2 separate regions of the Mus musculus genome follow, and region 1 is linked to region 2. A link is a loop called in an ENCODE intact Hi-C map of the cell type or tissue named here. Cell type or tissue: heart. All regions are shown on one strand. Each heading gives the region's core, and the rest is flanking DNA. Links, peaks and the distances in the headings are about the cores only. Region 1 holds the start of Gm36911 (a long non-coding RNA gene). Region 2 has its middle 60 kb from the start of Gm14642.

Evidence for each region. Peaks named below come from ENCODE experiments on the same cell type or tissue, not always from the same donor. Only the 100,000 strongest peaks of a DNase experiment are listed, where the experiment ranks them.
Region 1: it touches region 2 in a loop (1.9-fold over the local background); 2 of 42 quality-filtered maps call a loop at or near these places.

What each region holds. Positions count from the first base shown.
Region 1 is chr2:173,331,727-173,347,008 of GRCm38, forward strand. Gm36911 (a long non-coding RNA gene) reads left to right here and starts at 15,083. Exons shown (of 4, transcript XR_375364.3): 1 at 15,083-15,282. In heart, for the core only: a CTCF peak has its summit at 7,756 (motif pointing left); DNase peaks (open chromatin) are centred at 6,125, 7,145 and 8,501; H3K4me3 peaks cover 856 bases; H3K27ac peaks cover 2,023 bases.
Region 2 is chr2:173,447,191-173,462,472 of GRCm38, forward strand. No RefSeq gene overlaps it. Among named protein-coding and RNA genes, the nearest start is that of Gm14642, 60 kb to the left of the region's middle. In heart, for the core only: CTCF peaks have their summits at 6,697 (motif pointing left) and 9,134 (motif pointing left); a DNase peak (open chromatin) is centred at 5,101.

The DNA of each region.
Region 1 (15,282 bases), core at 5,466-10,465, 110 kb before region 2:
TCCCAGCAGTGCTTATGAATAAAGAAGCTTGCTCAATTGCAATTCTAGAATACATTAATAATTGACCAAAGATCATTCAAAGACTGACTTCAGAAATCTTTATGCTAGTCTGAACTTTTCTATTTTATACAGTTTCATTTTGCATGCGTATGTTTTAGCACAGGCAAGCCCTGCCTGTGTTCAATCTCCAGACTAAAAACAATAAACAAGAACCAGAACTGTGTGAACTGTGAGCCATTTGCACTGTGTTTCCCCCAACTCAGTGTGAACTGTGAGCCATTTGCACTGTGTTCCCCCAACTCAGTGTGAACTGTGAGCCATTTGCACTGTGTTCCCCAACTCAGTGTGGACTCTGAGCCCTTCATCCTGTGTCCTCAACTCAGTGTGAACTGTGAACCCTTTGTGCTGTGTCCCTTCAAATCAGTGGGAACTCTGAGCCCTTCATCCTATGTCCCCCCAACTCAGTGTGAGCTGTGAGATCTTCTCCCTATGTCCCCTCAAGTGGGTGTGAACTGTGAGTCCTTTGCCTTGTGTCCCCTCAACATGGTGTGAACTGTGAGCCCTTTGCCTTGTGTCCCCCCCCAACATGGTGTGAACTGTGAGCCCTTTGCCTTGTGTCCCCTCAACATGGTGTGAACTCTGAGCCCTTTGCCTTGTGTCCCCCCCCCAACATGGTGTGAACCGTGGGCCACTTGCCTTGTGTCCCCCCCAACATGGTGTGAACTGTGAGCCCTTTGCCTTGTGTCCCCCCCAACATGGTGTGAACTATGAGCCCTCTGCTTTGTGTCTCCAGTGGAAGCTTTGCACACAGCTGCACTTCGGTGTGACACATAAGAAAGTGCATCAACAGCACCTTTGTATATTCTTTGGCTTCCTTAGGAATTCTTGTATTCATTTTGGTTGTGGATTCTAGTCACATGACTGCCTGTGCAGGCTCCTTTCTCTATTACCCCAGCTGAGACACTGAGGAGTTGGGACACCACTGGGAGCCAAGTCACCTACAGGTGGTAAAGCTATATAATTTCTCCTAACAGAATCTGTAACAGCCAGGCAGACTGTCTTAGTTAGATTTCTATCACTGTGATAAACACACCACCAAAAGCAACTAGGGGAGGAAACATTTAGTTCTGCTTCCAGCTCTCAGGTCATTCCTGAGGGAAGTCATGCAGGAACTCAAGGCAGGGACTGGGAGCAGAGATCTTTGAGGAATGATGCTCACTGGCTTGCTCCTCATGGTGTGCTTAGCCCCCTTCTTTATATAACCCAGGACCACCAGCCTCAGGGTAGCATTGCCCATAATGAACTGGACTCTCCCACATCAATCATTGATTAAGAAAATGTCTCATACAAAGAGTGGAGCAAAGACTGAAGGAAAGGTCATCCAGAGACTGCCCCATCTAGGGATCCATCCCATATGCAGACACCAAACCCAGACACTATTGCTGATGCTAAGAAGCACTTGCTGACAGAAGTCTGGTATAGCTGTCCCTTGAGAGGCTCTGCCAGAGCCTGACCAATACAGATGTGGATGACGTATGCAGCCAACCATGGGACTGAGAGTGGGAACCCAGTGGAGGAGTTAGAGAAAGAACTAAAGGAGCTAAAGGGGTTGCAACCCCATAGGAAGAACAACCATATCAACCAACCAGACCCCCCCCCCCCCAGAGCTCCCAGGGACTAAACCACCAATCAAAGAGTACACATGGAGGGACCCATGCCTCCAATTGCTTATGTAGCAAAGGGTGGCCTTATTTGGCATCAATGGGAGGGGAGACCCTTGGTCGTGTGAAGGCTCGATGCCCGAGTGTAGGGGGATGCTAGAGTGGTGAGGTAGGAATGGGTGGGTGGGTGGAGGAGCACTCTTATAGAAGCAGGGGGTAGGGGGGATGGGATAGGGGGGTTGCAGAGGGGAAACCAGGAAGTGGGATAACATTTGAAATGTAAATTAATAAGATAACCAGTAAAAAAAAGAAAGAAAGGAAGGAGGGAAGGAGGGAGGGAGGGAGGAAGAGAGAGGGAGAGAGAGCGAAAGAGAGAGAGAATGAGAGAGAGAGAGAATGAGAGAGAGAGAGAGAGAGAGAGAGAGAGAGAGAGAGAGAGAGAGAGAGAGAAATGTCCCATAGGCTAGCCTACAGGCCAGTTTTATGGAGGCATTTTCTTAATACTGGTTGCATCTTCTCAGATAATCTCACTTGTGCTGAGCTACAAAGATACTTACTACCCAGCACAATGACCCACAGACCATGTGCATGGCCAATCTCTGTCACCAGATTCCACTATCCATTGCCTGCCTGGACTTGGTGTAGAGCCGGAATCCCAGGCCACTGGAATTCAGACTCCTCTGTGGAGATAGCTAGAGGTGCAAATGGCTCAGTATCCTGCCAGAGAGGCCCAGCCCAGCCCAGCCCAGCCCAGCCTCACAGGTTTGTGCTGCTTGTCTGAGACCCACCCACTAAGTAAGAAATAAGCAAGACACAAGTCAGGGTCCTAGTTTGGCCTGACCCTGTGCTGGTAGCCACAGCAGGCCATTCCTATGGGGCAAGCATTTGCCTCACAGCCAGATTCTATTCTGTCCCATCCTATTTCAGCTTATCTTTTACCCCTGCGCAGAGGCTCTGGGAGACTGGTAGCCCCACCCTGTGTCTCTAACTCAGACTTGTACATCCCCTGTCTCAGTGCAAGGATTTTCCATTGCTTCTGGTCTCCCAGACCCGAGAAAGGACAGCACACAGACACCTCCCCTGTGACAGCAGAACAATTGGGGTCTTCCCAGAGATGTTTGCCCTTGGTCTTGGATACTTGTTGATGCGACTGGGGTACAGAGAAAGGAGACCTGCTTCCCTGTACGCAGTTAAAAGGTGACAATTTCGTGATTAATCCACAGGGTCTGTCGCCTGCCTGTTCCCTCTGGTCTTGACTTCAGAAGCCAGCCAGACCTCTTCTTCAAAACCACGACTGTTGTATGTGCGTTTGACCCTCACCGGGACAGGGCCATTTTCTCCCACACCCCCCATTCCCTTCAGGGGTGCCTGCCTCATTTGGTATCCAGAGCTCTGATGACTTCTGTGGATCCACAATGTTTCCAAAACATCCCCTTCTTTTCCTACCCCTGGGGAGAAGCCTGGAATTTGGGATATTCATCTTGCCTGGTGAGCAAAAGCTTAAATGAAATCCGCTTTATCTGCGGGAAGCTGTCAGCTGATAAAAAGGGCAGGGAATTAACACACGGGTAAGCCAGGAGCTCCAGACAGCAGCGCCTAGCTTTCCACTCAGTTCCTGCAGAAGCCGCCGCCGGGGGGACTTCAGTGTCTGACCCCCAAAACCTGTCTAGACGTTTCAGACATTTGGTAAACAAATGAATTGCTGCATAGGCAGCTGGAGCAGAGCAGGGGGTGTCTGCCACCTCAGGGCGACTGCAGGAAGATTCACACCCGGCTGGAAATGCTCTCCCGGAGGATAACAAACACAGCAGCTTCCCTGCTTTCCAGAAAGTTCTTTTCTGGGCCAGAACCCCATGAAGGAGCCTCCATTTCTCCTGGGAAGTGTACTTTTGATTTCTAAAGATGTTTTCCCATTTCCACAGCCATATGGGAGATGCGGGTTCCCCAGAGTGTGTCTGTCAGACCTACAGTGAGAGGAACAGCTGGCGGCTGTCTTTTTAGGCCATGCCCTGTCCTTCATGTTCCAGTGAACTTCTCAGAACCCTGGTTCAGGGAGGCGGAGGCTGGAGATCAAGGCAGAGGCAGGTGCAGATGCTACCGTGTGTTAACTTTTGGGTTCCACAATCTCACATCCAGGGATGCCACTTTGCTATGTGTGGGAGGGAGGTTGCAAGGTGATGAGAAAAAGCCTCCTGCTTTTTATGCATGGGAAAGAAAAAAGGCCGGTAAAGAGAGGCCTCCTGGACCAGGTGACGCTGGGCAAGGGACGCAGGAAGGGGCATGGTGATGTGTCCCTAGCCTGCTTCTCCTCACAGCACTTGCCTTTTCAGAAGGCTGGTAGCCAGGTCACCGCTGCACCCAAGGGCACTGGGACAGTGGGGTGTTATGGAGCCACCGGGGGGGGGGGGGCTGGAGGCGTTCTGACCAGGGTGAGAGGGTAGCTGCAAGCTGTCACTCACAAAAGTGTTTTCCAGAAGCTCTCCAGAGCACCTTAGACATCAGTCCTCAGAACACTGGGTTTTCTGGTCTCTGCCTTCTCACCCTGCCTGTCCGTGGTAGCGGTGGGGGGGGGTGGGGGAGTGGGAAGAGAGAAAGGAGCTGAGTACAGCTGGCTGCCCTGTTTGTCTCTTTCTCTGGGCCAGAGAACAGTCCCGTGAGTGGAGTGACCGGGGTCCAGACGTCTCTGCCAGCTGGCAGGAAGACAAGCAGGCTGTCTGGCTGCAGAGCCTCCGGTGTGGTGAAGGAGGTAGGAGCTGAGCGACAGAGGAAGGAAACCGGAGGCTGAGTGAGATCCTCAGGCCTGGGATTCAGGAACAACTTTTTATTGTTCCGTCCTGCAGACAGCTTGGGAAAGTGCCCCCGTCTCTGCACAAGTGGGTCTCCAGTCTCAAGTCATTGCTAAATAACACTTTCCAAGATTCTGACTCTGGAAGGATGTGACAATCTCCATCACGGCCAGGGTGCAGGGTGTGTGTGCAGGTTGTGTGTGTGTGTGTATGTGTGTATATGGTGTGTGTGTGTATGGAGGCTATGTGTGTGTATGCACGTGTGTGCAGGCTGTGTGTGTGTGCGTAGACTGTGTGTGTATATATGTGTGCAGGCTGTGTGTGTGTGCAGGCTGTGTGTGTGTGCAGGCTGTGTGAGTGTGTGAAGGCTGTGTGAGTATGTGCAGGTGCATGCTGTGCGTGCATGCTGTGTGTGTGTATATGCAGGCTGTGTGTGTGTGTGTGTGTGTGTAGGGTGTGTGTATGTGTATGCTGTGTGTGTATGCAGGCTGTGTGTGTGTGTGTGTGTGTGCAGGCTGTGTGTATGTGTATGCTGTGTGTGTGTGTGTGCATGCTGTGTGTGTGTGCATGCTGTGTGTGTGTGCAGGCTGTGTGTGTGTGCTGTGTGTGTGCATGTGTGTGTGTGTATGTACACAGAAGTGGTATTGGCACAGCCAGACAGGACAGGAACAGGGCTTCAGGCTGGGCAGGGGCCATAGGGGCTCCACCTACCCCATGCACCAACACTCCTCACTCCAAAGTTCCCAGTCTATTGTCCCTTAACCCCAGAGTCTGGGAAATTTAGTAACTACATATGTAACTCAGGCAAAGGAACAATTGAAGAAGCTGAACAAACCAGAAACTATACACTTCAGAAACTTCCAGAAACTATGCACTTCATTATCCTTCAAAATATACTGTGTGACCCAAGCTGTTCTCAGACTCTGGCCAGTCCTCCTGTCTCAGCCTCCTAAGTGTTCAGATTACAGATTTACACCACTAGGCCCGGATTAAATCATGACTCTTGACAGCCAGACTTCTTCCTCTTAGGGCCAAACATGGCTGCTGAACCTCATGATATGCCTGTGGGTGTAGCTTGTAGTGTGAACAAGGCCTGAATGTGACATCTTGGGAGCACTCCACCGTGCTCTGAGAACACTGATACCATGAAAAGTCCCCACCGGAACAGCTGGAGAGACGGCTCAGCAGTAAAGAGCACTTGCTGCTCTTTCAGAGAACCCAGGTTTGGTTCTCAGCACCCTCACAGTGACTCACAACCATTCGTCCCTTCACTTGCAGGGGATCAGACTCCCTCTGTTGACCTCTGGGCAGCAGGCATGCACATAGTACATAGACACGAACGCAGGCAAAACACGCGCATACATCTGCATTGGTTACTTTCTATCGCTGCGATAAAGCCCTGTGACTGAGGTCACTTTTAATCCCACTGGTCGAGAATAAGACCACTATTAGGATTTTTGAGCCAATTTTGAAGTAATTTTATTAAAAACTGGCCAGAATGATGGACATTGGCCAGGCCCAAACCCAGGATTCCCCAAAAATAGCTGTGAATTCTGTTAGTTCTGTGTTTCTACAGGCAACACCCTCAAGACTACATACTTCCTGCCTTGGTCCAGTTTGCCGCAAGCATGCATCCTGGTGCACTTCCTGCCTACATAACTCCCACTTCCGTGTGGTCAAGCGCAGCCTGTGCCGTCGGGGCAACCAACCTTGTTTAGAGAAGTGAAAGCACATGGCTTGTTAGTGTGCATGAGCAAAAGCATTCCAGAACCTCAGGAAGTTATTTGGCTTTGGGCAAGTGGGACTTATAGGCTAGAGGCATTTTTGTTTTATAGATCTCTTAAGCATAGCAATCTTAACTTGAAACATAACTTTAGTTGGGCTTTGTGGTTCCAGAGGGTTAGGGTTCATGATAGTAAAGCAAAGACATTTGAAAGCTCATTTATCTAAATGCAAGCCAGAGAGAGAGAGAGAGAGAGAGAGAGAGAGAGAGAGAGAGAGAGAGAGAAGAAGAAGAAGAAGAAGAAGAAGAAGAAGAAGAAGAAGAAGAAGAAGAAGAAGAAGAAGTAAAAATGGTGCAGGTATTTTTAAAACCTCAAAGACCTGTGACATACCTCCTCCAACAAGGCCACACCTCCATATCTTCCTCAAATAGCCACCAACTGGGGACCAAGTAGATCACTCTCATTTAAACCACCGCATACACACAAATAAAATGCATCTCAAACAAACAAACTCCCAATGTTCCCCTATGTATTTCTGTTATTTTGAATCTCACTGTTGTTGTTCTGAGACAAGGTCTCATGTAGCCCAGGCTGGCTTCAAACTTGCTATGTAGCTGAGGATGGCCTTGAACTCATGCCCCCCTCCCTCTACCTCCCTAGTGCTAGGATTACAGATGTGTGGCACCGCTCGTTTGGCTTGTGTGATTTACATGGACAATGGATGACTCCTGTACAATGTAAGAGGCCTGGGCAGAGTTCTCTGTGTGTTGGCCCAGGGATGCTACATCAAAACCAGAGACCTCTGTCACAGCTCTCCAGAGCATCAAGGTTTCCCGAGGTGTCCCCGCCCTAGGAATGGATTTTTATTCATGCAACGGGCTCTGTCAGGCTGCTCAGAAAGAGCTGTTTTCTTCCTTTGTGCCTGGAGGCCAGTTCAGACCTGAGACCCAGCCAAAAGCGTGACATCAGAGAAGCAAATGACCCCAGAGAACCCTGGAAGGCTGTTGCTGTGGTCGGATTTATGAACACATCACTGAAAGACAAGCCTCCCCTCTAGCCAACTTGTAGCTGAGGCCAGAGAGGCCCTTATGCTCTCTGCCCTGTGGTTGAACTCCCCAGGAATTCCTGATAGCAGAATTTGCACCCCACCTCAGGCTCAGACCTCTGGACTGCTCCCTCCTGCCCAGCCATCCCTGGGGCCTGGTGAGGGCTTGCCTGGGAGAAACAGTATTGCAACGGGCGAGGAAGCCAGAGTGGACTTGGGGACCCTCTGGAGTGCACACCAGGCATTCAAGTACAGACTGACCCCAGGATTTACTGAGTCCCAGCAAGACAGCTCAGATCCTCAGGCCTTTGGGACAGATGTCTGTTTGACGGAGAGGCCTGTGGGATATACGGAGGTAGAAATTCTCCATGGATATCCATCTTATCAGGAAGGTTGTGCTGTGGTTCTGGCTCCTGTTCACTAGCTTCAGCTGAGCCACTACAACTCCCCCAGGAGGCTTCATTAGTAGGGATGTCCTGGAGGCCAGCTGTACCTGTGAAATCCAGATGTTGGGAAGGCGCTGCCCTCTGGAGGCTCAAGGGAGTGTCCTTGGGGGCTTGCTGGCTGCAGGTGACTGGGCAGGTCCAGACTTGAGTCCCTGCCTCCAGTCTCTGCCTTTCCATGGCATCTCCATGATGTATGTCTCTTTTCCCAGCTTCTCTGAGCATTCGATCTTCCTCCAAGGAAGGACACTTGTCACACTGCACCTGGGTGCTCGACACCAGGCCAAACATCCTGTAAGTGGCTCTTACAAACACTTTGATTTGAGGATACAGTATGGTCTGGCACAGTATCTCTCTCTCTCTCTCTCTCTCTCTCTCTCTCTCTCTCTCTCTCTCTCTCTCCCTCTCTCTCTCCCTCCCTCTCTCTCTCTTTTTCTGTCGGACCCTGTGAGCTCAGTATATCATAACCAATATCATAACCATTTCCCAGATAGGGAAACTGAGGCCCAAAGATTTGTCAGGGGAGAGCTGGGGATGTAACCCTAGACCTTTAGAGCCCAGAACACGATAGCAGACGTGGGTAGCAGCCACCCTGCCTCTCTGATAAGGGCAGTGCCACTAGAAGCCTTGAAGAACAGAAGACAGAATTCTAACCGGCCTCAATAGAACAGAGCGGCCGTTTACTGTCTTGGGCCGCCGGGCTCCTTGTCTAGACAGGGCGAGCATTCAGATGGATTTGGATTTCCAGGCTGCAGCCGGCCCAGCAGCCCCTGGCGAGGCTCCCAGCTCGGGGGATTCATTTACTTTGCATTCGTGAGCAGACGCCGCAGAGGTCCCAGTTGTGGGCCTATCACCGCCTCGCAGGGGGCCCCAGAGGCACTGGCTGGTGCGCTGACTTTTCCCAGACAATTTAGCTGCTTACAAGTCAATAAAAACAAGGTTGCTTGGGACGGGGGCTTCATCTTCTTCCAGCCGCACCGCTGTCAGAACGCGTGACTGCGCAACTGGGACCATTAAACTCCTAATTAGCTTTCAGAATCGGCGGGCTGGGAGTGGAGAGGGAGCAAGGGACGGGCCCTGGCTGGCATCTCACCGAGTGTCTTGTTTTATTTCTCTCTCGGCTGGAAGTGGAGAAGGTTCTGCTGTCACTCACGGGCCAGTGTAGGAGAGTGCAGCTCCATTCCTTGTTTTTTTAAGCTGTGTGCCCTGTAGCCAGTTCCTCACCTCTCTGTGCCTCAGGTTACTCTTGAAGATGAGCTCTGGCTGCCGGGGGTGGGGGAGTGGCAAGGGCGGCATTAGAGAAGGGTCAGATTATTTTAGAAGACTAAAGGGGAGTTACACAAGGTTATTTTTTGAGGAAGGGTCTCTCACTGGCACCTGGGGCTTGCCTGTTTGGTTAAACTTGCTGATCAGTGAAATTCAGGGATTTGCCTGCCTGCCTGCCTGCCTGACTGTTTAGGGTTTCTATTGCTGCGACAAAACACTATGACCAGAGAGCAAGTGAGGGAGGGAGGAAAGGGTTTATTCGGTAGACACTTGTGTTCATCATAAAGGGAAGTCAGGACAGGAAAAGGAGCCTGGAGGAGGTAGGAGCTGCTGCAGAGGCCATGGTTGGTGCTTACTGGCTTGCTCAGCCTGGGAACCCAAGACCACCAGCCCAGGGGGGGAACGACCCGCAAAGGGCTGGGCCCTTCCCATTGAAAACTAATTAAGAAAATGCCTCACAATTGGATCTTATGGAGACATTTTCTCAATTGAGGCGCTAGCCCTCTGTCCCTGAAGGCTCTAGCTTGTGACAAGTTGACAGAAAACCAACTAGAACACTGCTCTTCTCTATCACTGGGACTATAGGCATGAGCTCTATTGCCCAAAATAAATATATTTTTAAAAATGCTTTGAGGTTATAACATAGATCATTTCTCTTTTTTTCTTTACTCCCTCCATACCAGCTCACATCCCCCACTCCCCCAAAGCTCTCTTTCAAATTCATGGCATCTGTTTCTTTAATTGTTGTTACACTTATGTTGTTACATTTATTTAAATGTTATTACATGCATGAATATAAACGCATAATACAACCCGCCCGGTTTCTATAAAGTCCCGTATGTGTATGTTCAGGGTTGAGCAGTTGGCATTGAATTACCAGTTGCTGTGCTTGCTCCTCGCTGGAGAAGACGATTTCTCCCGCTCTGCTTGGTACTCCTCGGGTGCCTGTGGTTCTTTGTCTAGGGTTGAGGCCTCCTGATGCCTTACCCTCATGGCCTAGTTCATGTTAGCAGGTTTATTGTTACTGCCCTTGTTCCACTCATGGTTAGGCAGCCATGGTGATGAGACTGTGGGTGTAGCCTCTGGCATTCCTAGGAGACAGAATCTTGCAGCAAACTTTCTGTTCCCCTGGCTCTTAAGTCTCCCCAGTCTCTTCTGCAGAGTTCCTGGAGCTTTGGGTGCCGGGGCCGCCCGCACTGTTGATGTACTCGTCAGGACTGGGCCCCACAGCTCTGCCTTTTGACCAGTTATGTTTTTCTGTAATGGTGTCCAGCTGTTTCAAAGAGACGTTTTCTTGAGGGTGAGGACGTCACTCATGTGTGGGTGTAAGGACAGTTCTATCGAGTGTAGTTGGGGGTTATGCTAGTAAAAGTGGTGCCTGTAGCGTCTCCGGAATCCACGCTTCACCCTCCCTGGAGAGTAGACTAGGTTCCGAGTAACCAGGCATGATTACCCTGCTGCTGAGTGAGTCCAATCAGTGACTCAAGTCCAATTAGAGAGATGTTGGTCGGGCAGTGGTGGCGCACACCTTTAATCCCAGCACTTGGGAGGCAGAGACAGTCGGATTTCTGAGTTCAAGGCCAGCCTGGTCTACAGAGTGAGTTCCAGGTCAGCCAGAGCTAAAGAAACCCTGTATCAAAACAGCAGCAGCAACAACAACAACAACAAAGAAAGATGTTGGTTACGACCAAAATATGCGTGCCACCACTGTGCCCTTTAAGGTCCTGGTTCAGAGGTGTCATATCTGGTAAGGTGTCATATCTCCTTCTGAATCCTGACCTAGGCCAAGGTGACTAGGAGTATCCCACAGCCCTAGAACCAGTGAGACGGGCAGACTTGAACAGAACTGGGGGTTGAGGGAGAGAGAGAGAGAGGAAGGAGGAGGAGGAGGAGGAGGAAGAGGAAGAGGAGAGGGAGGGGGGGAGAGAGAAGAGAGGAAAGACTGAGGTGTGGGGAGGGGAGAGAAAAGAGAGGAGAGAAAGAGAGAAGAGCTTGTTGGTATTAGAGTCCAGCCTAGCCTTTGTTCAAGGGAGGGGACAAGAGAGCCCTGACTTGAGGCTGGCCACATTACCCTGGTAATAACTGGTGAGGTGGGAACTCTCATTGTCCTGTCTGAGGAGGAGGAGGAGCCTGTGGGTTATGGTGTCCCACTGGGCCCAAGCGAGCCAGACTGGCAAAGTGCCTTTACAGGACTTGAGGCTGAAAGCGGTGGCTCCCTGCGAACCCCAAAGAGGGAGGGAACTTGCCAGCCTCTCAGCTTTGCTTGGTATCAGCGTGGCTCTGCCTCTCCTATTTCCAGCCAAACACTTTGGAAATGGAGGCGCCAGCCTACTCTGCGCTGCGTTTGCTCAGCAAGGGGAGCCTGCGCTGCCAGCTCTCCTCAGGCTGGAGCTGCTCGCTCTGCTGACTTCAGGATGGGCCCCAGAAACCTGCTCCCCCAGCGCAGGCTTTGCAGAGTCTGAACAACAGTGTCCCATGGGAGGGGACTTCAGAACTGCTTTGGAATAGCGCGAATCCCCACCAGCGGCTGGCAGGAAATGACACCCGTGGAAGGCTGCGAGCTCAGGCACCCGGCCCAGCAGATCCCCTCTTGCCTGCTGGAGCCACATAACCATGGTTTCTGGGAAGTTGCCTCTGAGGCCTGCCCACAAGGATGGCCTTGGCTCAGGTAGCACAGGCTCAGGCCCCACAGAGTCACAACTGCTGTGGCAGGGACAGCCAGCGCCGCGTGCAGAGGGTCTGTTCCTTCATTTGTAAATATCTATTGATCCTTCTTGGGCTGGAGCCTATCTGTAGCCCTGGATGCAACTACTGACAAAGTTGAAGACATCTGTGTGTGTGTGTGTGTGTGTGTGTGTGTGTGTGTGTGTGTGTGTGAAGCTTGTCTCATGAAGAGTTATACAATGCCAAGACTGACAAGCTACCGGGTGTGGGGTAGGATGTGGTGCCGGAGACTTTGAGGATGTAGCCTTTGTGTGGAGCAAGAGGATTTGTGTTGGCCATGTGAGGCTCAGGGAAGGGCCAGATGACACAGGGCCTGGGGATACAACTTGATTGTCTTTGTCATAAGCTAAAGAGAGACACTTGTGAGTCCCTGCTAGCACACAAAATGTCAGCCCTTTGTCAGTTATTTGGGAAGCTACCACTGGCAGGCGTAACATGAGCCAGTTTAAGCTCCCCCCTTCTCCCATGGGAACATCCAAGAAAGATGAACACTTGGCAAGGCTGCGGGGCTGCTTGCTGTAGGCCAACCATGTCTTCAGAAGACTGTGAGACCTTTTGGAGGAAGCAGGGCTGTGGTGGGAACCCAGGCTTAGTGCAGCCCAACAGTGGTTAACTGTATGGGCCCAGGAGCTTGGGGGAATATCTACATGGGCAGCTTGCCTGTGTACCTTTGGCTCTGTGACTCTGGGTAGGTGGCTTAGCGTCTCTGTGCTTTAGTGTCCTGGTCTATGATTTTTGTGCCCCAGCAAGTGCACATCAGGCCCACAGACAGCCACAGACCTTGAGAAAGCTCTCCGTCTCTGGAACATGTGCACTATAGCAAACGATGCCTCTGTGAGCGACCCCTCCCTCAGCATGGTCCTCCACTCGCTGTGGAACGGAACCATAGTGCTTAGGAAGACTCTCCTGCAAGCTGAGTACTGATCCAAAAGGGTCCCAGAAAGAAGGGGTTCATTTTCCCTCGTGGCAAGAAATCCCGCAAGTAGCTGGGTTCTTCTGGGGGAGAAACCTTGGCTCTCTTAGTCTTTCCTGCATAGATCCAGGATGTATGTGCACCACGTGTATGCAGTACCTGCAGAGTCCACCAGAGGGCTTTGGATCCCTGGAACTGGAGTTGCAGACAGTTGTGAGCTGACTTACAGGTGCCAGAAACCAATCCTAGCTCCTCTGCAGGAGCAGCAAGTGCTCTTAACCACTAAGCATTCTTTCAGGCTCCATTTTTTTTTCTTTTTAAATATTTACTTAATACATGTGTTTATATGCTTCTGCCATGGCTCATGGAGCATGTGTGGAGGTCAGATGACAACCTGGGGGACAGCAATGTGGGTCCCAGGTATTGAACTCACATCATCAGGTTTGCAGGACAACTTTATGTTGATTTGACATAAGCCATAGTCACTGGAGGAGAGAGGAAAGCCACAATTGAGAAAATGCCTCTATGAAACTGGGCGAGCCTTTGGGGGATTTTCTTAATTAATGATCGACGGAAGAGGGCTCAGCTTATTGTAGGTCTGTGCTTTAGTGTCCACCTGGGTTGGTGGTCCTGGATTCTGTAAGACGCTATGAGGCGCAAGCCAGTAAGCAGCACCTCTCCATGGCCTCTGTCTGCATCAGCTCCTGCATCCACCCAGGTTCCTGTTTGAGTCCCTGTTCTGACTTCTTTCCATGATGAACAGCAACGAGGGACCACAAGCCAAATAAACTCTTCCTTCTCCAAGTTGCTTTTGGTCATGGTGTCTCCTCAAAGCAGTAGGAACTCTAACTAAGACATCTACTAGCAGGGCAGTGGTGGCGCACGCCTTTGATCCCAGCACTTGGGAGGCAGAGGCAGGCGGAATTCAAGGCCAGCCTGGTATAGAGTAAGTTCCAGGATAGCCAGGGTTACACAGAGAAAACCTGTCTCGAAAAACAACAAAAACAAAAACAACAACAACAGACATCTATTGAGCCACCTAATTCAAAATGGAGACACTTTACTCTCTGTGTTAAGAGCCAAGTGACTGTGGTATCTGAGGTGTGGCTGGGGGCAGTGGGCCATACCAGCCCTTGTGGCTCAAGTCCTGCCTCTGGGCAGATGGATCTGGGTGATTGTGAGCTTTTGGGGTGGTGACTCGGTGTCTACATGCACCACAGGATGCAGTCTGCACAAAACAGGGGAACCAGGCTGCTCTCTGTCCCCAGTCCCTGTGGACACTGTGCTGTCTCTTGGTTGGACATGGGATTTTAGGTGTTCCCCTGAGGGACATCTGATGCAGGTGACACACAAGATACTGTGTTTTGGGGTTGGACTCTTATAAAGTGACTCCGTAGACTGTAGCCATGTATGGAAATGGAGCTGAGGGATATACCCCACCCCACAAACACTTGAGCTTGCTTGCTTGCTTGCTTTCTTTCTTTCTTTCTTTCTTTCTTTCTTTCTTTCTTTCTTTCTTTCTTTCTTTTTCTTTCCTTTCTTTCTTTTTCCTTCCTTCCTTCCTTCTTTTGTCTTTTTTTCTTTTCTGTCTTTCTCTCTCTTTTCTTTTCTTTTCTTTTCTTTTCTTTTCTACTTTTTTGTTTGTTTGGTTTAGTTTGGTTTTGGTTTTCTAAGATAGGGTCTCTCTGTGTAGCCCTGGCTATCCTGGAACATGCTTTGCAGGTCAAGCTGGCTTTGAACTCACAGAGAACTGCCTCCCCCTGCCTCTTGAGTACTGGGATAAAGGCCATGAGCCACCACGGCCTGACGAGAATACTTTCAAAGATGGTTCCAGGCTCCTGGTAAATCCCACAAGTGTCTTTCCTCTCTCCGCCTGTGGCTGTGGGTGTGGGTTGGGGGAAGTGTTGGATTTTAGGGAAATGAGCAAAAATGACCTCCTTGAATGCTAGCAACCAGACAGACATGGGAGTCAAGGGGCTGAATCAACTGGTGGCCAAGGAGTCTAGCTCTACAGTGCCCTTGTCCATAGTTTGTCCTAGTACCTGGCCCTGTTAGTGCCAGACTGGCCCCATGACACCCCCAAGACAGTTGTTCCAGGGATATGACACAGCTCTCAGAGAACCAAGACAAGCCAACCCCGGTGGGACCACTTGGTCCTGAAGCCAGCTCTCTCATCTTTATCCCTAGACTGCTGTCTGCAGAGGAGGGTTTACTGCGGTTGAGAGGTGGCCCATATTGAGTGTCTTAGAATAGCAGAGGGGTAGCATTTGCCATAGTTCCAGGGACTGGGACCCAAACTGAGGTGTTCTAAGGGCTGGGAACACACTGGAATCTGCTTCTTCCTTCTGCATCCAAGCAAGGAAGGCTCCAGGTCCCACCTCCATCTTCCTACATTTTTCCATGTCTCCCATAAAGATAATTGTCCCAGGTTACCCAGGAGGACCACGTGCAGATGCATTTTCCAAATACCATCAGCTTCCCAGGTTCCAGGACCTATGACCTCCCAGGCGAGAGGCAGACTTGGAAGCAGTGACCGTCGCTCTGCTTGGTGGCTTTAGAAAGTCCCCAGATTTTCCTCTTTAATTATTTGTCTGCATATGCATGTGTGAGGGTGCTGGTGGGGGCCAGAAGAAGGTGTCAGATCCCCTGGAGCTGGAGTTAAAGGCAGTTATGAGCGACCTGTTGTGGATGCTGGAAACTGAACATGGAACTGGAAAACA
Region 2 (15,282 bases), core at 4,704-9,703:
GAAGACTGGCTCCCATGGAGTTAGGATCTTAAACTTAATCTTACACCCATAGGGTGTAAAAAGCCTATACCCATAGTGACACACTTCCTCCAACAAGGCCACATCTCCAAATAGTGCCACTACCTGGGTGAAGCATATTCTAACTACCACGATTACCAATTGGGAAGATGAAGGAGTTTCTACTCACAAATGTAACACACTAATGTGTTTATTTAAATACTATACAGATCCTACATGCTATAGTGTTATTTCTATAATAAAGTTGAAATTCTTACTATTTTTATTTTAATATAATTAAGTTGTTTTCCTGGCTTAAAAAAATTAAGTGTGGAGCTGGAGAGATGGCTCAGCAGTTAAGAGCATTGACTGCTCTTCCAGAGGTCCTGAGTTCAATTCCCACCACATGGTGGCTCACAACCATCTCCACTGGGATCTAATGCCCTCTTCTGGCATCCAGGTGTACATGCAGATAGAGCACTCACAAACAAAATAAAAATAAGTGCAGGAATTTGATGGTGCACTATCATTCCTCATGAACTCATGAGTTGGGGATGCTGTGGAACATTTAGGAGGCTGATTCTTGCGGGAGGAATTGGATCTCTTAGGTTGGCTTTGAAGGTTCAGAGCCCAGACCCACTTCCTGTTGGCTCTCTGCTTCTTACAGATGCAATGTGTCCAGCCAGCTTCCCACGCTTGCCTCTATGCCATCCCCATTTTGACAGAGTGATATTCACAAATCATAAGGCAGAAGTCTTGGTTATTTTTTTTTCCACTGCTGTGAAAGAGCACCACAGACCAGGCAACTTATGAAAGACAGTGATGGGCTAATGCTTTCAGAGGGCTCAAGTTCATGCTAGCAGAGGAAAAGCAGCCAAGAGCTCAGTCTGAATCCACAAGAGGCAGGAAAGAGAGGAAAAGGGCTGGGAATTATATGTGAAGTGCCAAAGCCTACCTCCAGCGACACACCCCTCATCCTTCCCAAACAGTTCCACCTAGCGGGAAACAAGTATTCAAACATATGAGCCTTGGAGTGGGGGTCCCATGCAAACCATCGCATTCCACTTCTTGCCCCCATATGTTTGTAGTCATAATGTAAAATGCATTCAGTTCAACCTCAAAACCCCCATAGTCCTTCAGAGTCTCAACACTGTTTCAGAGTCCAACGCCTCTTCTGAGACTCCCAAAAGCAAATCATAGACTTTCAACACTCAATGTTACAGAGCGTTCATTACTATTCCAAAAGGGAGGAGAGAGGTAGAGAGAGAAAAGGCTGGACTGACCCAAGACCAAAACCCAGCAGAACAAACTCCAAATCTTGTACCTCCCTGTCTAATGTCAAAGGGCTTAGAGGGCTCTGCCTTCCAGCTTTGCTAACTGCACACACTTCTTTCTCACGCTGGCTCCCCGCCCCGTGTGCAGCTTCCCCTGGCAAACATGCCACAGCTCTGACTGACATCTCAATGTCTCAGGGCCACCAATGCAACCCAGGTTTTACTTTCACAGCGTCATGCAGTGGCTTCTCTGTGCCTCCATGAAGGGAGTCCCCTGCTACAGGGGCCACAGCCTGTCCTCAGGGGCTCTCCTAAACCACAAAGGATGACCACACAACTTCTTCATTCACGGACCCTTTAAAGCCCGGGCTACGCACAGGACCCTGCCAACTCTGACCACAGTTTGAGATGGAGCCTGGGCCCTGGAGTCACATTTGTGGAAACCTTTCCTGCCTTGTTGTCTGGGAGCAGAAGGTTCCAGAGTTTTCTTTTTGCCAGTTCGAGGCTGAGCTGAGCTGGGCGGGGCCTTGCTCTGAGGGGGCCACTCCCATTTTCCATTTTGAGTCAGACTTTTTACTCTTCAAACTGTACTTTTTCAACTTCTTTTACCCCACTTGCTCTTTTCTGTGTGAACCAGCACGATGATGATCACTGATAATCCTGCAGCAGAGTCACTATCAGGCTCTTCTGAAATCCCCTCACGGGTCAATTCAGACTCAGGCAGATTCTCAGGACAAGGATAAGAAGAAGCCACGTTCTTTGCCAAGCTATTGCAGTATACTGCTGAACTGTAGTTATGCTATCTTATGAAAGTATTCTTAAGTGCTAAAACTATCTTGGATAAAATGGGCCTCTGGACCAGCCCTAAATTCCCTGTGACCCTGAGCTAAAGGTTAACTGTCTGGCCGTTTAATTGCTGTCTCTCTGCTCTGTAAGCAAAGCTTGCTTGCTACAGATGTCCACAGCTGCCTTTCTGTAAGCTCCCCAACTGCGGGGTTTGCCCTTAAAATCTGGAACCAACTGGAGAGGCTGCTTCCCACTAATCTGCTTGGGACCGTCCCACCAGACAGCCGTTAATAAAGACTCCATTTAACATATTCAGGTCTCTCTCAGGAGTTTTTCTCTCCAGGTACTTCATAAAAATATCATCAAAGTCTCTAGCCCAGGTGCTATCACTCCCCTCAGAAGCCTCCTGAGTGAGGCCTCTGTAGTCCACGTGGTTCTCAGCACTACTGTTTTCTCAGCTTCGCTTACAACATTTGACTGCTTACCTAGTCCAAAATTCCAAATCTGGGCACATTCCTCCAGAAAGCAGTTACTTTTCTATTGCTGTGAAAAGACACCGTAACCAAAGCAGATAGAAGAAATTGGCACTTACTTAGGGGTATGGTTTCAGAGGGTTAATAATCTATCGCAGCAGACAGTGTGGCAGCAAGTGGCCAGCATAGTAGGTGCTTCCAATGGGAGCTCACATCTTGATCTGCAAAGGGGAGGCAGAGAGACGGAGACAGGGACAGGGATGGGACAGGGACAGATACAGACACAGACACAGGGACAGACTCAGACACAGGGACAGGGACAGGGACAGAGAGACTGAGGATGATGGGAAGTCTTTTAAAATCTCAAAGCCTGTTCCTAGTGACATGTCTCCTCCAACAAGATCACACCTCCTAATCCTTACCAAACAGATCTACCAACTGTAGACCAAGTATTCAACTGTATGAGCTGCAGGGAGCCATTCTCATTCAAACAAGCACATCAGAGCAAACCCTTTCCCCCTTCAGTTGTTTCTTGTCTGGTGTAGGTTAAGCAACAACAACAACAACAGAGCACTTAAACAGCGATTGGAAACGGGAACATGACCAATCCTAGGCAAGCTGAGGAGTTATGAGGGAAAGAACAGCCAGAGGCATCTGGAAGGGTCCAGGCCGAACCGGATCATGGTCATGATGGGGATGGGGGCAGTGGAGGGTGGCAAGAAAGGAAGAGAAGAGCCAAGAGGGAGAGGAGAACCAAGGGGCCAAGAAAGAGCCTGCCAGGGCCAAGAGAGGAGCCAAGAGACCAAGGGAGCACCTGAGAACCAAGAGAGTGTACAGCCAAGATGGCTGAGTTTTATGGGAATCAGAGGAGCTGAGGGAAGGGAAGGGGAGGAGAGGGGAGGGGAGGGGAGGGGAGGGGAGGGGAGGGGAGGGAAGCTTAGCCTCTGGGCTAGAGAAGGGAGGGGGCAGGATGGAAACTTCTGGGAGGAACCACAGGCTCTGAGCTAGGCTTGTTTCTTTAGGACCTGACAGTGAGTGCGGGCAAAGTTTTAAATGCACAATAGAGGAGTTCTGTGGGTGTAACAAAGTGTTGATGGAAACGCAGATCAGGGATGGAAACCCAGGACCACAGCGTACACAAGGAAGGCAGTTTTGTATTATTAGGGAAAAGAAAAATGAAGTTCCTCTCTTATTCATTGAGTTAAAGACACACGGTGAACAGCACAGACATCCACATCCACCCAGTATACTGAGAACTCCCAAATAAATTCCCTCCCAACCGTCCCGGGGGGGGGGGGGAAGTCAACTAAAGCCAGAAACATTCGTCCCGTTGAAAGTGTTAGCAATGGCACTAAACCAGCTTCCCAGTGCGGCTAGCAGGAGCGTGGGGGATCCCTGCCCAGAAAGGGAATAGTCTTAGACGATGGGAGAGGTGAGTCTTTATCGTGCCAGCTTTAAAATTTTTGTTACAAATTTAAAGAAAAGGTTTTAAAAGATTTTTTTTCAAAAATAAGTAGGAAATCTTTTAAGTAAGCCAGCAGAGGCCATGGGCCATAAAATTTAGAAGGTTTCTGGAAATCTCCAAGATCAATTGATGGTCTAAAATTTCGAATTTACTTTCTTATGCCCACATGAGGAGAGTAGTGGCCACCATAAATACAAGGCCAACATGAGCCGTTCATTTAAGCTGGTGAGCTGCCTCATAGCCATGATCAGGATGCGCTCCCTGGGGCTGGAGAGAGCAGCTGGGTGAGTGTAACAGGCACTCAGACAAAATGGAGTTACTGTGGGCAGCTCAGCTCAACTTTGCTTTAGCTTTGGGTTGGTCGCTGCTCTATACACTTTCTATTTATTCTTGTGGCGTGTGTATGTTGTGTGTGTGTGTGCATGCGTGCTGTGTGCGTGTGTGTGTGTGTGTGTGTGTTTGTGTGTGCATGAGGAGGCCAGAAGAAAGCATCTGGCATCTTCCTCTGTCACTCCCTACCTTATTCCCTCGAGACAAAGGCTCTCATTGAACTTGGAGCCAGCCATTTTCCTGGCTGGCCTGGCTGGACTACTGTCCAGGCTCCGTGATTCAATCCCCATTGTCTCCTCCCCACACGGTGTTAGGGTTACAGGCAAACCCAGCTTTTTACTCCAATGTTGAGAAATCTGTGCCCAGGTCCTCATGGTCGTCTGGCAAGCACCGTTACCCCCTGAGCCCTCTCCCAGGTCCCCCATAAGCATCTCAAGTATATTTGAACTAAATTGACAAAGAAACTGCAGCTCACACACTAAGGACCTGAACTCATGACATAAGTAGTTTTGAGTCACCCACTCCTTCGAGGGAGACTTGCGGCTAAAAGAGGAAATTCATTTCCATCGAGACAGGAGAGTTTTTATTCCTGTTGAGTAATCTAGATTCTGTGGAAAATGAAGCGAGAGGCTGAGGTCGCGCTTAATGCTGGCTTGCATCATGTGATGCATAAGGAAAATATTTGGGATCGGTTTCTGGAGTGGACTCGTGGAGCACCATGGCTACAGTGGTTAAAAATCAACACAGTTTACCGCACAGCACGGGCATGAGTCACCCTGAGTTTATAGATGCGCCCGCTCTGAACCGTGAAGCCATGTCTTCAGCCACCCACCCCGTCCTCCCTCTTAAAGATGAAAGAAAGGGGGAAGGAAGCAGCTTTCTCACACACAAGCAGTTCCTGGAACTGGAGTGACGTGGGTATGGTTATACATTTCTAAAATTGAAAACTTAGTCAAATACACCCAAGGCTCACACACAACGAAGTGCAAACAGCTAAACTCAAATACGCAGTTAAGGATGAAATGCACACTTGTAAAACATCGTGCCAATAATTCTATTATGCAGAAACGACAGTATCTTGAACATAGACACGGATTAAAATTTAACTTTGCCTTTTAAAGGTTTTCTTTTTTATCATGACAAGATCTTCCTGCGTAGCCAAGGCCACCCTTGAACTTGTAATCCTCCTGCCTCCGCTTCTCAAGTGCTGAGATTCAATGTGTGTGTGGTGACCATCAAGCTTGAGGCTTTGCCTGTGGCTTGTCTTCATTCTTATCCCGCAGCAGAGAATTGCTCTGTCTTTAGTCTCTGGACGTAAGCTCAAGTCCATTTTAGTAAAAGTTGCAAGGCCCAGGCAACAAGTCTAATTCTGGCCAAGTTTAGTGTTGAAAACACATTCATTTCTGGTACCAAAACCCAGGGGAAACTATATACAAGCCTTGAGCTTTCGTAAACCTTCACAGGTCAGGGCCAGCCAGCAGAAATCTGCGTGTCCTGGAGGTGACACCAGAGAAAGAAACCACAGCCTTTGTGACCTCGTGTGGCCCAGTGTGGGCTTGTGTGAGAGCCAAGGCCTATGGGGTAGGTGCAGAGATTTAGTTGGGGGTCTGATATAGCTCAAATGAAATTTAAGAAATGAAATGTATGAAGACTAGTTCAAACTCATTGTAAAGTGAGACTCAAATCATGGACATGTTAATGTAGATCTTTGGCAAATTAGGGCCGTGCATACATTCAGATACCCACCAGACTGGCCTTGAGCTCAGAGATCCAACTGCCTCTGTCTCCTGAAATACCCAACTCTTTGCCTCCAACTTGACTATTTCCCTTAGTGACTGTTTTGTTTTAATCCCTGACAATGCAGCCACTTATCACCTGATCCGTTACGTTGCTCCGTTTGGATATTCATTGTTTGACTTACCAGATGCTCTGATTGGTGTGTTCTTTTTCACACGCAATGCAGAACATTTAAAGACACGGCTTTCCCTCTGAATGTGGCTTTGGCTGCTTCTAAAATGTTGCTGTTGCCATAAATTGATACCCCAAATAAGCTAAAATGTAATGTTTTGCTATCTCCTTGATCTAAAACTTGTTGAGGAGAATTTGTTTTAAAACTGCCTACTGCAACTACCCAGCGATTAGACAAAGGTTAATTAAATTGTGGTAAAATTCACACAGTCACTGCACCGTCATAGGTGAGAGCCAGATGATGCACACTGTATTGAAGGTGATGTCCCCGGCATAGGTGAAATACACATACAGCTTTACTGAGTAGCCTAGAGTGGTGTCCCTGGCAGCTGAACTCAGCAGCCTGGGGGTGCAGCCTCTGGAAAACGGTGCTGGCTGAGATGTGGAGCAGAGCGCCCTCTGGAGGTAGCCTTGAGGGAGCGCATCTGTGAAGGTGCACTCTGGTGTGTGCAGACCATCTTGTACTGTGAGGCCCACAGACACAGACACCATAAGGGTGACGATCTGGGTTCCTCCATGAAGCATCTGTGTTAGTTTCTTCCTGCATCGCAGTGGCCAAGCAGCAACAATAAGGGACTTGAAGAGAGGTTTATTTTGACACACTGCGTAGCTCTCAGCTGTGACTTCTGTCTCACGTCTTAGAGGAACTGGAAGCAGAGGCCATACAGGAAGTATATCTGGCCTATGACCCTCAGTGCAGACCCCAAGTGGTTCACATTCTCCAGTGAGGCTGCACCCTCTAAGGTTTCCACAGGCTTCCTAGAGAGGCTTCAGCATTTGGGGACCGAACATTCAGACACACAAGCCGTGGGGGACATTTCCTAACCAACCCATACTGGCATCGTTAGCAGAGAATCTGCCCTGTGACTTTCTCTCTGAAGTCCGTGACCATATCCTCCCTGGCTGGAGTAATTGCCACTGTGGGCTCCCCAGAGGGTCATTCCTTCCTCCTCTCCATCCCAACAGTGACTCAGAAAGCTTAGATGGATTCAAACACACACCGCTCCCAGGGAAGCTGCTGCCCACCAGCTCCGGGGAGACTGGGGTGGAGATGTGGCTCGCGAGCAGCTGTGGCCAGTTTTGATGGTTTCCTTTCTTGATCCATGTTTAAGCCCACCTGTTGTTCTTTCCGAGAAATCTGAGATTCAAGGTGAGTTGGTGGCATCACGGGTCCAATCTGGCCTCAGGAGAAAGATGTCTATTCTCATAGAGAACTAGGGGCTTCTACCTCAGTTGCCCTGGCTCACAATGGTTGGCATGAAGATGAGGGGGTAGCATCCCAAAAGGTACACTGGAGGTGAAGGACTCACTGAGCGCTTTGAAACAGGCCCCTTGGAGGGGGCATCCATTTATAGATATGAATGTGTGTCTGTATGTGGGTGTGTACACAAGAGTGCAGTGCCCAAAGAGGCCAGAAGAGGGCATTAGACTTCCCTGGAACTGGATTGACAGGCAGTTGTGAGCCTCCATGTGGGTGCTGGGAACTGAACTCTGATCGTCTGTAAGACCAGCCAGTGCTCTCATCATTGAGCCAGCTCTCCAGCTCCATTTTAAATTGTGTGGTTTCTCTTTTTCTTTAACTCCTGGTTTCAGCCCCTCCGAGGGAGGTTTTCCGCTTGTTGTAGCTTGTTGTATCCCACTCTCAAACCAAGCATGAAGCTCCGTGCAGAAGCCGTCCTATGGACCGAGGGATGGGGGCATCTCCTCTGAAGTGTTTGCATTCATCCTTACTAAGTGACATTTATTACACCACCTGCTTATTCGATCTGTGAAGTCTGAGAGGAACATCAAAGGCTGTCAGCTATCACTGTGGCTTCAAAGAAGCGTCACATTAGAGCCCTTCTCCTGCAAGAAATAGTTAGAGGGCCAAGTTCACAGCCACCATGTCGTCTTGACGGTTTGTGGGTTTGACAAAGGTTGAATGCACATTTCGACGGTGGCTTATGTTCATCCTGCATCCTGCTCACTGAGAGAAGCGCATATCTGTTCTGCCTGTGTTCTTCTTCACCGCCCCGCTCACCCTCTGTCGCCTCTTGCTCTGGGGTGTGTCCCTGATGGAGAGTTAGCACTGGACCTTTTCTCTGAGAGTCAGAGCAGAGGACTCTGCCTTCCATCCGATGCACCTCGATATCTCATCGGAGCTCCCGTTCACCCTCTTTTGTTGTTGATGGCGTTTGGGGTTTTGCTTCGTTGAATTCAGCTGTGTTTCCCTCCCTATTTTCCCCTGGATTTGGATCTGACTACTGTGTCCCTTGAACAGTTCCACCAACATCTCTAAGCCCGGATGAGTCTGTTACGGTCAGAACTACTCGGTGACCAATTTCTAGCCTGCTGCTCCTGCCCAGGCTAGCCCTCTGGCTGCTTCCTACAGAATAAACAGTGTTCATCCCTCGCCAGTCTCCTCTGTGAAACTGACCGGCTTACGGCTGCAGACACCCCCCACCCCTGCCCCATCATCACCTCTCTCCACACAGCCACACAAGGGCGGGGACCTGTCCTTCTCTCGAAGCCTGATGTGGCTGCTGCAGGACTGGGGCTCAGGCACTTCATCAGTGGGTATTCTGCATCTGGCTCTTCACCGCCTAGGTTATAAGAGATCTGGAGGTTCAGCCCTAAGACTGCAGTGTTTTTTATTGGTTTGTACAATTTGCTCATAGAATAAGCTGAGGTAAATAAAGTAAGTAGTAAGTCCTGATGTGAACTTAAAATAACCGGTTACATAATCGCAAAGCTAGTGCAGCTGAGGCTGGAGAGATGGCCCAGATTAAGAGCACTTACTGCTCCCGCAGAGGACTCGAGTTTGCATCACAGCTCCAAAAAGATCTGGCGCCCTCCTGTGGCCTCCATAGACACTGCACTCATGTGCGTGAATCCACACTCAAGACACAGACAAATACACGTAATTAAAACATTAATTTGCAGGGTTAGATTGAACTTAGATTTGCCTCAAACTAAAGTCTCCTTCTCTACTAATTTTCTCACTACTGTGATGATAAATCTGGCTGAAGTCACCTGAAGGAGAGGGCTATTTTGGTTTGAGGGTACACAGTCCATGACGGCAGAGAAGTCGGGGTGTCAGGAGCTAGAATCAGCTGGTCAGGTTGCATCTGTAGTCTAGAAGCAGGGAGAGAGGAATACTGGGGCTTGGCTGGATTTCCCCTTTTTATTTCATCTGGTACCTCACCCCATGGAGTGATGCCACCCACATTTAGGGTAAATCTCTTCTCTTTACCTTCTGGAAGCTTCCTCATAGATGTAGCAAAGCGTATGTCCATGGTGACTTTATGTCCCATAAAGTTGACAATCAAGATGACCACCAGACTCAACTAACTCTCTCTCTCTCTCTCTCTCTCTCTCTCTCTCTCTCTCTCTCACACACACACACACACACACACACCAGTGTGATCAATCTTTTTATATCAGCTCAGGAGGTGGCTGCTTAGAGTGAGACATGGTCATGACAAACACCACCATGGTCAAGGTCTCCCTCAAATGTCCCTAGCTCCCATCAGCCTGAATGCATTGAGTCTACTCTGAAGGTGCTCCCTTCACTCCCAACCAAGCTGTCTCCCTTTAGGGCTGTTTCACGTCCTCCTTGGCCCCTGCACCTCGGGCTGTGCCTGCCACACACTAGGTGACTTCAGTCGCTGGGTACGCACTCCTGAACTTGGCCTTGATGCATCCAGACCAAGGGCCACTTCCTCCAGGTGAATTCCTGCTTTGAATCTGCACAGAGCCTCTACTCCATTCTCTCCTTTCCCAGCTATGAGAACTCTGGGGGTGGGGGTGGGGTGGGGAACCATGGGAGCCCATGAAGAAAAGAAAATGCAGGCCAGGGCAGAACCTCCTAAGTGCTTCTCCCTTGTGGTCAGGGTGAATTGCTCCATCCAGACAACCCATTGCAAAGCTGAGTCCTTACTCCCTGGTTTGGTTTCCAGCTGTCCCTCCAGGCTCCCTTCCAAGTCACTACACTTTGTGACACACTTCAAATGCCCTTGCCGCTTTGCTCGTCACCAGAATTGCCCGAGATGGCACAGCTCAGTTGCAAGCCAGCACATGCAATCTTCGGGCAACCTCAGGTTCTCAGGTTCGGGGCAGGTTTGAGATTGGGTAACTGCTCTGGTTTGCTTTCTATTGCTGTGTTAAAACACCAAGGGGTTGTTCTCTCCTACAGCGTACATCCCACCGTGAAGGGAAGTCCTGTCAGGAGCTGAAGCAGACGGTGTGGAGAAAGGCGCGAGCTGGCGTGCTCATCACGGCTTGTTCAAGCTTTTTTTATACAACCCAGGACCACCTGCCCGAGAGTGACCTGCTCATTGTGGGCTGGACCCTCCCCCATAAATCATAACATATCACACAACAGAGAAAATGGCCCACGGGCCAATCTGACAGAGGAATTTTCTCAGTTGAGGGCCTTCTCAGCTGATCCTACCTGTGTCAAGTTGACAAAACTCGATCCAACACAGAGATCCAGCAGTGAGGTAAGACACGGTTTCTCTACTATGTCTCACATGTTTGTGGAAAGCAGACCTAGAGCTACAAATCCCAGAAGGTGCCAAGCCTGTCACCACGGTGTAAGAGCAGACATTGCGCATGGCAAGCGATGGCATCCCAAGCAGCCACTCTGTGCCCTTTTCAGATCATAGGAGACTGAATTTCCTGGCCAGACTTCTCTGGAAGCTAGATCCAGGGTTCATGGCCTAGGCTTGAGATTCAAACTGATTCTTGTTCTGTCGCTTGCATGCATTTAATCAAGCGCATGCTAGTCCTAAGTGTGTGTTTTTCCTCCTGTGGGCAACAACAAAGACAGTGGGGACAGTTCGCTGACAGTGCGTGCATCATACCCAGTGAGGATCGGACAGAGAAAGATATTAAACCCGGAGGCATCCAGTGTGCACATCGTGTGGAGCTGACTTCCTGAGAGACTGCAGCATGTGTGCACTAATGGCTTCTCTCGAACACTAAATCTCACTCCCTACTGTGGAGAGTCAGTGCTGGGGACAACACCTGGTCAGTTTCCTGCCCAGTCCCCAGTCTTCTTCCTCCCTGAGAAGAAACCTCAGGCAGCATTTGGGCAGCAAAGGCTCAGATGTTCCTCGTGATACACTGAAGCCTGTCTGCATCTGACTCTCACTTTCCCGGCCTCTTTTGCAGCATAAAACAGCCATATAATTCTCAGGTGAAGCTTGACAGTAGCTTTTCTGGGGGAAAAAACCGTTTTTCCCCTTTCTAAGTAAATCGTACTGTGAGCACAGTCTTTCTTACCCTTCATACCCTGAACTCGATGCCTGGCGCTGAGGCCATGACCATGAAATCATGAGGCAACACACGGAAGGGAGAAAAGTCAATACGATAAAGATGATGAAGCAGAGTGAGAGCCACCTGGACCCCGGGGACGTGATTGACATCTGGGCCCAGCGTGCCCACCCACCCAAGGCCTGGCTGTGTGAAGTAACCCGGGTGGATGGGATTTCAGTAAGCTACAGCTAAATGGCTCCTCTAGGCTTTGCTCCATGGGGTCAGTAAGAAGCTGCTCTCAGCTCGGGGACACTGCCAGAATGGCTCATCCTTCCCAGGACAGAGAAGCCAGATTAGAAGGCAGACACTTGATCTGCCCGGACGGCAGGTGGACCCCAGCACGGGGCCAAGAAGACCGATTAACCTCGGCACGTGTCTGCCTCTCCAGGCCCTGCACTGCACCAACCTGAAGGAAGATTCTGGGGCGATCAAATAAGGTGCTCTGAGCCTGATACCCCCAAAACCCTGCCAAGATTCAGGATTAGAAACACAGCCAACCCTGGGACCCTAGAGGCAATCCTGGGAAGATATGGCCTCCCAGACTCCCACCACAGCAGTACAGGGCTCACTGCCTTCTGCCCAAGGCTCCTGAATGTTGTTATTAAGAATTTGTGGTCATTAGCCAAACATGTGGGCTGCAAAATTCCCAGAACTGATGTAGTGGGCTGAGGGAGGATGCGATGAAATACTTGTACAGCTGTCATGATAAACAGAACTGAGCACCCCCCCCCAAAGAGCAGCAGAGGGGTACCGCACGCTCGGCATACATTCCGCCTTTGGGGCAGCCTCAAGCTGCATGCCAGGGTGTCTGCGTGATAACCAGGATGCCCTCCGCAGACAAGCCACCAAGATCACTTGGCTCTCCATGTCCCATGTAACATCCTTGGCTGGAAGGAAAGAATTCCTAATGCCCTCATCCTGGTCATGAGTACCAACATTCGCCCTGCAAGTGACAGGGAGCCACGTATGACCTCATCCAGACATCAAGTGACTTGCCAGGCTTTCCCACTGAGCCCCAAACACCTGATGAACACAGACGCAAAATTTCTCAATAAAATTCAAGCAAAATTAAATAAAATATGCTAACACATGAAAAATGAATAATAAACTAATAAATGATGAAATCATTCAGTAACAACTCAGAAAATTAAATTAAAAAAATTTTAGAATCAAATGGAAATACAATCCACCCAGAATTTGAGGGCATGCAAAATGTCATATATACAAAAATTACAAGCCAAATTCAACAGTATATTAAAAAGAATCATATTTCAGAATCAAGTTGGTTTCCTTCTCAGTATGTAAGGATGCTTTCATATACATAAATCAATCAAGACTACAAAAAATTGCATGATCATCTTAATAAATGCAGAAAAGGCCTTTGACAAAGTTCAACAGCCCTTCATGATAAAAATCCATGAAGAAACTAGAAAGAAAGAAACTCCTTCAACATGATAAAAGCTATTTAAGACAAGCATGTACTTCACATGGAAAGCACTCAGGTTTCTAAAGTCAGTAACAAACACGGGTTTCCACTCTCTCCTGTTATTCAGTATAGTGCTTGAAGACTTAGTCAAAGCAATAAGGCAAGATAAAGAAATAAAAGGAACACGAATAGAAAGAAAACAAAACAAAACAAAAAGTAAAATCGCCTGGACCCACAGACGTCACAACCTTGTACCTAACAGGCCTCAAGGACTCCATCAGAAACCATTCAGCTCTCATGCATTCTTTCAACAAAGTAGCAGGGTACAAAATCAAGATACAAAAAGCCAGTAACTTCTCTGTATACCAACTGACCAAGAATGAAACAAGATTTTAAAAATATCACTCACAGAAGTCTAATAGAAATAAAACACCTAATGAAATTCCTCTGCAACAAAAACTTTCCGTCACTGAAGAAACAAATGGAGGAACATCCTACAGAGTGGAAAGATGTCACCTGTTCACGCAACCCTCACAGAAATGCCAGTGCTGTTCTTGACAGAAACAGAAAACAAAAATCCTAAAATTCACATGGAAGCACGAGACATCCAAACAGCGAAAAGGATCCTAAATAGAAAGGGCAAGGCCGTGGGTACCTCAGTGCCTGATTTCAAATTATACTACAAAGCCATAGTAACAAAAATTACAGCCCAACAAAGCATAGGCTAGGTAAGTAGACTAGAAGACCCAGGAAGGAAGCCATTCAGATACAGTCTCCTGGTTTTCAGTGGAGCTGTCAAAATATGCACTGGAGAGAAAGCAGCCTGTTCAAAATGCTGGGAACCTGGTGTGTCTGCAAAGGGGAGACCTGGAACCCTAAAACATGAGGAAAACACCTCACAATGCAGGGAAGGCAAGGGCTGTCCTTAAAAGACCCCAACAGCAAACATTAGCTAACAAAGTTTAGTTTAATTGCATCAAATTAAAAGATTTTGCACAGCAAAGGAAATAATTACCAGAGTGAAGAGCCATCTTAGTGGGTAGCACAAAGTCTTTGCCAGCCTTACATCTGATAGATAATTAGCATCCAGAATATTACCAGAGTGAAAGGCCATCTTAGTGGGTAGCACAAAGTCTTTGCCAGCTACACATCTGACAGATAATTAGCATCCAGAATATACAAGAAACTCAAAGCATTAAACAACCCCCCAAAATAACTTGGATCATCTAATAAACAAATGAGCCAATTAATTGAACATAATATTTCTCAAAGAAGGAGGAGGAGGAAGAGAAGGAGAAGGAAGAGCAAGCTGAGGAGGAGAGGCAGTGCAGAGCCAGTTGTGGTGGCACACACTTTTAATCCCAGATCTCAGTAGGCAGAGTTTAGTGGATCATTGTGTGAGTTCAAGGCCAGCTTGATCTATACATCAAGTTCTAGGACAGCCAGAGCTATGTAGAGAAACTCTGTCTCAAAAACAAAGAAGTGTACATTGTCAATGAGCATATGACAAGTATATCTAAGCCATCAAGGAAAGAGGAATTAGAACTATACTGAAATTCCATCCCATTCTAGTGAGAAAGGCTACCATCAAGAAAACTAACAGGAAATGCCCATGAGGATGTAGGCAGTAAAGAGCCAGCACGGATTAGCTTTAACTAATAACTCAACAAACGCTAGATTCCCGTAGGACAGAGTCTCAAATGAGTAGCTGTAGATCAGGCTGAACTGTGGATGTGTCTGTGGGGATTCTCTTGATTGTTAATGTGGGAATACCCAGCCTACTATGGGCGGCACTATTCTCTATGCAGGATACCCTGAACTGTATGAGTGGAGAAAACTTGGTAAGGCACAGCAAGCAAGCAAGAAAGGATCTGTCCATTTGTTTCTCTCTGCTCTGAACTGTGGATGTGAGGGAACTAGCTTGAGTTCCTGCCTTGACTTTACCTCAGCAATGAACAGAAACCTGGAATGGTGAGTCAATAAACCTTTCTCCCTGAAGCTGTTTTTGGTACCGGTATTTATCAGAAGACAACAACGAAAACAAAAAAGTAAAACAAGCAAACACTAGAACAAAGTCCTTCCACACTGTTGATGGGAATCTAAGCTAGTGCAGCTAATGTGAAACCAGCTTACAACTTTATCAAAAACTAAATAAGCCAATTGATGGTGGCTCGCCTTTAATCCCAGGATTCAAGAGGCAGAGACAGGTGGATCTCTGTGAGTCTGAGGCCAGCTCGGTCTACAGAGTGAGTTCCAGGACAGTCA